Linked DNA regions of Homo sapiens: region 1 is linked to region 2. Evidence: read pairs that join two places in POLR2A ChIA-PET (ENCODE). Cell type or tissue: OCI-LY7. All regions are shown on one strand. Each heading gives the region's core, and the rest is flanking DNA. Links, peaks and the distances in the headings are about the cores only.

Region 1 (2,899 bases), core at 212-2,711, 69 kb after region 2:
GGCTGGAGGCATGATTAGCCTGTTGCCGAGAGCACAGTGGCAGAATCTGCCTGAGCAAGCTTACCCAGAGCTCAGTGGGTTGGCAAGCCTGTCTTGCCTCGTAGGCTAGAAATAGTCTGCTGCCTTGAGTCAGGCATCTTGGGCTGGGCTAAGCTGCCCAACCACTCTTTCCAAAGGTGCTGCTACCCTTGCCCCTCTTACTGAACCAACCCAAGAACTGACCTAAGGACTTCAGCTCCTTTTTCTTTAGATCCTCCTCTTTTTCTTCTTGTCCCTGTTGTGAGGAAGCTGAGGAAAACTGTTTTCTCACTAAATATGGAATCAGTTCACTCCGGATAGAAGTTATTGACCTAGAAAGAAAGAATGGCCAAATATGAGAAACCTGACTGTCTGGAACATACCCGGATCAAAAGCTCTGTGCATACAAGGAAAAGCCAAATCCTTTCCTGTCATGGCACCTTGGGACTGTCAGAGATCAAATGTGGCATTGACTTGGCAGTTCGGAGAAGCAGAGTGCTTCCTGGTGGGTACTGAGACAGGATGTTGGGTCTAAGTGATCAGGAATCTGTACTAGGGGAAGAAGGGACCTGATCTTTAGTTCAGTGTGTGTTTTTTATTTATGTTTTTATTTATACTTAGCAATGGAAAGCAGAGAGATGAGAAACTAGCACATGTTTTTCAGTGTTCTCTCACACTGTGACCTTATTAGAATTTTATATTGCTAATTAATTTATGTAGCATTTACCAAGCATATGCGAGTTACTGTGCTAGGCCTTGGAAATACATCATTTCTGACTTCAAGGAATTCATAATCCAATGGACAGTAGCCTGTATGAGTTTAAGAGGAAAAGCAGAAGGTTAAGCTAATCAGGTAGGCAAGGGGGCCAGATCACGAAAGCTTTTTGTGGTGAAACCACCTTTGCAAAAATAACAGTGACAAAATTATGACAGTGAAAGAAATCTGACCTAATCAACTCCATCTTGCTGTTAACCTCCAAATTGCTCTTGCTCATTCCTGGACATAGGCTGAGCTAACTTTGGGAGAAAACTTTTTTTTTTTTTTTTCTGAGACAGGGTCTCACTCTGTCTGTTGCCCAGGCTGGAGTACAGTGGTGCGATCTCAGCTCACTGCAACCTTTGCCTCCCAGGTTCAAGTGATTCTCCCACCTCAGCCTCCTGAGTGGCTGGAAAGCTGGGATTACAGGTGTGAGAGCCACATGCCTGGCTAATTTTTTTTTTTTTTTTGAGACAGTCTTGCTCTATCGCCCAGGCTGGAGTGCAGTGGCATGATCTCAGCTCACTGCAACCTCTGCCTCCTGGGTTCAAGTGATTCTTGTGCTCCAGCCTCCCAAGTAGCTGGGACTACAGGCACATGCCACAATGCCTGGCTGTTTTTGTATTTTTTGGTAGGGATGGGGTTTTGCCATGTTGGCCAAGCTGGTCTCAAACTCCTGGCCTCAAGTGATCCGCCTGCTGCAGCCTCTTAAAGTGCTGGGATTACAGGCATGAGCCACTGTGCCTGACTTTTTTTTCTTTTTCTTTTTTTTTTTTTTTTTTTGAGATGGAGTCTCGCTCTGTGGCCCAGGCTGGAGTGTAGCGGTGCGATCTTGGCTTATCGCAACCTCCACCTCCCAGTTCAAGTGATTCTCCTGCCTCAGCCACCCAAGTAGCTGGGATTACAGGCGCCGGCCACCATGCCTGGCTAATTTTTGTATTTTGAGTAGAGATGGTGTCTCGTCATGTTGACCATCCTGAGGTCAGGAGTCTTGAACTCCTGACCTCAGGTGATCCGCTTGCTCCGGCCTCTCAACATGCTAGGATTACAGGTGTGAGCCACCATGCCTAGCCAGAAATTTATTACAGTTTATAGTTTAAATGATAATAGCCCTTCTCAAAATGAAACTGCCTTTATAAAACTAATAAAAGCGTACAAATTTAGGATTACAAGAGGGGCCTGAATTCTCATGATTACCAATCATTTTTCCAAAGGTCACAAGATTTGCAACTTCCCCAGTTACTCCTGTAAGTAACATCACTATTGTTGAACCTAAGATTGGCTTTTTAAGATGTCTTTTCTGACTTTTGCATTTCTGATGACTGGATGACTCCACTGGGACCAGTGACCCCTCTGTGGCCCCCATCCAAAACTGGGCTCAGCAGAGGACTGGTTTCCACACCCCTATGATTGCATCCCCAACCAATCAGCAGCACTCATTCCCTAGACCCCTGCCCACCAAACCATCCTTGAAAAACCCTAGCCTCAGAATTCTGGGGGAGGCTGATTTGAGTAATAATAAAATTCTGGTTTCCCGTTTAGCTGCCTCTATGTGTATTAAACTCTTTATTGCAATTCTCCCATCTTGATAAATCGTCTCTATCTCGGCAGCAGGTAAGATGAACCCACTGAGGAGTTACAGTAGCAGTCTAGAAAGTCTGGACTGAGAAGCCAGTGGTAATTTTTCCTTGTTAGACGGGGTCTTGCTCTGCTGCCCAGGCTGGAGTGCAGTGGTGCAATCACAACTCACTGCAGTCTTGACTACCTGGGCTCAAGTGATCCTCCTGCCTTGGCCTCCCAAGTAGCTGGGACCACAGGCATGTGCCACCATGCCCAGCTAATTTTTTTATTATTTGTAGAGGCAAAGTCTCACTATGTTGCCCAGGCTGGTCTTGAACTCCTGGACTCAAGCAGTCCTCCCACCTCAGCCTCCCAAAGTGCCGGGATTACAGGTGTGAGCCACCGCACCTGGCTGCCAGTGGTAGTTTTTAAGCAAGAAAGTGACATGAACAGTTTTATCTCTTATTAAGGTAATTCTGGTAGCAATGTGGAAGAAAGCCTGGAATAAGGAAACTGAAGAAAGGGAGACCAGTTACAATATTCTGAGAGATGAGATAATGAGGC
Region 2 (2,899 bases), core at 309-2,808:
CAAGCTGGGTCAGGCACAACGGCTCACACCTGTAATTTCAGCACTTTTGGAGGCCGAGGCGGGCGGATCAAGAGGTCAGGAGATCGAGACCATCCTGGCTAACACGGTGAAACCCTGTCTCTATTAAAAATACAGAAAATTAGCCTGGTGTGGTGGCATGCTCCCAGCTACTCTGGAGGCTGAGGCAGGAGAATCGCTTGAACCCGGGAGGCAGAGGTTGCAGTGAGCCGAGATTGCGCCACTGCACACTCCAGCCTGGGCAACAGAGTGAGACTCTGCCTCAAAAAAAATCAAGCCTAGGTCCCAGGTGGGGTTTGAAGGCCATGGCGTGGTCTCCTGTAGGGAAGAGCAGGTTGTAGAGTGAGTCCACGTGTGTGTGTGTGTGTGTGTGTGTGTGTGTGTGTGTGTGTGTGTGTGTGTGTAGCAGGCTTTCATTGGGTCTAGTTTCCTGGAGGGCTGAGGGCCCTGTCAGCCTCCCCAGCTAGGGCTAGGGTCAGGCTTGCAGTGGTGGGTCCCAGTGAGCAGGCTGGGCTACGGCCTCTCCAGTCTCCAACCTGATCTCCCTCATTCTGCTCGCAGGTGGCCGTAACCTTTGGCCTGGGGCAGCTGCAGGAGCGCTGCGTGGCTTTCATAGAGGCCCACAGCCAGGTACTGCTCCCTTCATACTCCTCACCCTACGCACCGCATTCTGCTCCTCCCTGACCCATTTGCCGGCTCGCAGGAGGCCCTCCGGACCCGAGGCTTCCTGGAGCTGTCGGCGGCCGCGCTGCTGCCCCTGCTCCGCAGCGACAAGCTCTGCGTGGACGAGGCTGAACTGGTCCGCGCGGCCCGAAGCTGGGCGCGCGTGGGCGCGGTGAGTGGGGCTGGGGGAGCGCAAGGGCACGGAAGGAGGTGCTGGCCACGAGACTGGTGAGCGGGCGGCAGGACAGGTGCCCGACTCAGGGCTGGCGTTTGCAGGCGGTGCTGGAGCGGCCGGTGGCTGAGGTGGCGGCCCCGGTGGTGAAAGAGCTGAGACTAGCCTTGCTGGCCCCGGCGGAGCTGAGCGCCCTGGAAGAGCAGAACCGGCAGGAACCACTCATCCCGGTGGGGACGCGGGGAACCGGCCCAGCTCCACTCAGCAGGGGGTACAGGGCGCTGGGAGGGGGCAGGAGCAGCCCGGCCCACGGTCCTCGGGGCGAGGGGCCACCGCGGGACTGCGCACTAACTGGCCTTGCTCTGCAGGTGGAGCAGATTGTGGAGGCGTGGAAATGCCATGCCCTGCGGAGAGGGGATGAGGCCCGGGGCGCCCCGTGTCGCCGCCGGAGAGGCACCCTGCCCCGGGAGCATCACCGCTTTCTGGACCTGTCCTTCAAATGATCCAACGCCGGGACTCGCAGGGAGCCCTCGACCCGCCCAGCTGAGCCTGCCCCAAACTACAGCTCCCGAAGTGCTCGGCGTTCGGAGCGGGCTTCCGTTCCCAGCGTGCCCAGTGAGCCGGGCGCCGGAAGAACCGTTGTCTGCCACGCGCAGCCCCTTGTGCGGGATCAAGCCCGTGTGGGCGAGGTGGGGTCGGGCCGGGCAGGGCTTGGGCTGGGCCTCCCTGAGGGGGTGAAACTCGAAAACGAGGATTTCCTTCGTTCCACACCCTGACTCTACGCCCTGCCCCTGGGCATTGTCGTCTACTAGTCTATTCTGATGACTCCCACATATCTATCTGTTCAGCTCAGCTCCCTCTTTCTTTTCTTTTTCTTTCTCTTTCTTTCTTTCTTTCTTTCTTTCTTTCTTTCTTTCTTTCTTTCTTTCTTTCTTTCTTTCTTTTTCTTTCTTTCTCTTTCCTTCCTTCCTTCCTTCCTTCCTTCTTTCTTTCTCTTTCTCTATCTCTTTCTTTCTTTCTTTCTTTCTCTCCTCTCTCTTTTTTTTGAGACGGAGTCTCGCACTCTCGCCCAGGCCGGAGGGCAGTGGTGCCATCTCGGCTCACTGCAAGCTCCGCCTCCCGGGTTCACGCCGTTCTCCTGCCTCAGCCTCCGGAGTAGCTGGTACTACAGGCGCCCATCACCACGCCCGGCTAATTTTTTTGAATTTTTAGTAGAGACGGAGTTTCACCGTATTAGCCAGGATGGTCTCGATCTCCTGACCTTGTGATCCGCCCGCCTCGGCCTTTTTTTTTTTTTTTTTGAGACAGAGTCTTGCTCTGTCGTCGAGGCTGGAGTGTAGTGGTGCGATTTCGGCTCACTTCAAACTCCGCCTCCCGGGTTCAAGCGATTCTCGTGCCTCAGCCTCCTGAGTAGCTGGGATTACAGACATGCACCACAACGCCCGGCTAATTGTTGTATTTTTAGTAGAGACGGGGGTTTCACCATGTTGGCCAGGTTGGTCTCGAACTCCTGACTTCATGTGATCCGCCAGCCTCGGCCTCCCAAAGTGCTGGGATTACAGGTGTGCGCCACCATGCCCGGCCTCAGCTCCTTCTTTCATTCCAGACCTGCCCCCCTGGAGATCGCTCCCTGAATGCCCCTCAGACACCACAGGCTCGGCGAGAAATTGATCTCCCCAGCTTTTCCCCAGCTCTGCCCCCATCGTGTTTCTCATTTCCGTGGACACCCACGCCAGAAACCTGGATCTCATCCTTGCCTTATCGCTCTTCACACCTGCCTTAGGTCTCTTTTTACCTTGTAAGAGACCTTAAGAGACCTTTCCAGTTGGTTCAGTTCTCTCAGCCCCAGGTTCAACCTGTCCTGTCTGACACGTCTCACAGCCTTCCTGCCTTCACTCCAGCGCCCCCTCAATCCATTTCCCACAGTGCAGCCAGACCTGTTTTTGATTGTCAGTCCTATGGGGCTTAAGTCCTGGAACATCCCATTGACCTCCAGGACAAAATTCAATCTATTTCACTTTCAGGGCACTCAAAACTACTAGTGAG

What was found. Peaks named below come from ENCODE experiments on the same cell type or tissue, not always from the same donor. Only the 100,000 strongest peaks of a DNase experiment are listed, where the experiment ranks them.
Region 1: POLR2A ChIA-PET joins it to region 2 with 18 read pairs; 5 of 35 experiments call an interaction of 5 or more read pairs at or near these places.

What each region holds. Positions count from the first base shown.
Region 1 is chr1:44,881,390-44,884,288 of GRCh38, forward strand. EIF2B3 (eukaryotic translation initiation factor 2B subunit gamma) reads right to left here. Exons shown (of 12, transcript NM_020365.5): 7 at 223-350. Among named protein-coding and RNA genes, the nearest start is that of PTCH2, 40 kb to the left of the region's middle. In OCI-LY7, for the core only: no CTCF peak of the experiment used is centred there; no DNase peak of the experiment used is centred there.
Region 2 is chr1:44,812,417-44,815,315 of GRCh38, forward strand. BTBD19 (BTB domain containing 19) reads left to right here. Exons shown (of 8, transcript NM_001136537.3): 5 at 580-648; 6 at 722-853; 7 at 958-1,083; 8 at 1,222-2,899. The coding sequence ends at 1,356. Among named protein-coding and RNA genes, the nearest start is that of BTBD19, 5.3 kb to the left of the region's middle. RefSeq lists a silencer at 1,503-1,572. In OCI-LY7, for the core only: no CTCF peak of the experiment used is centred there; a DNase peak (open chromatin) is centred at 1,455; H3K4me3 peaks cover 978 bases; H3K27ac peaks cover 455 bases.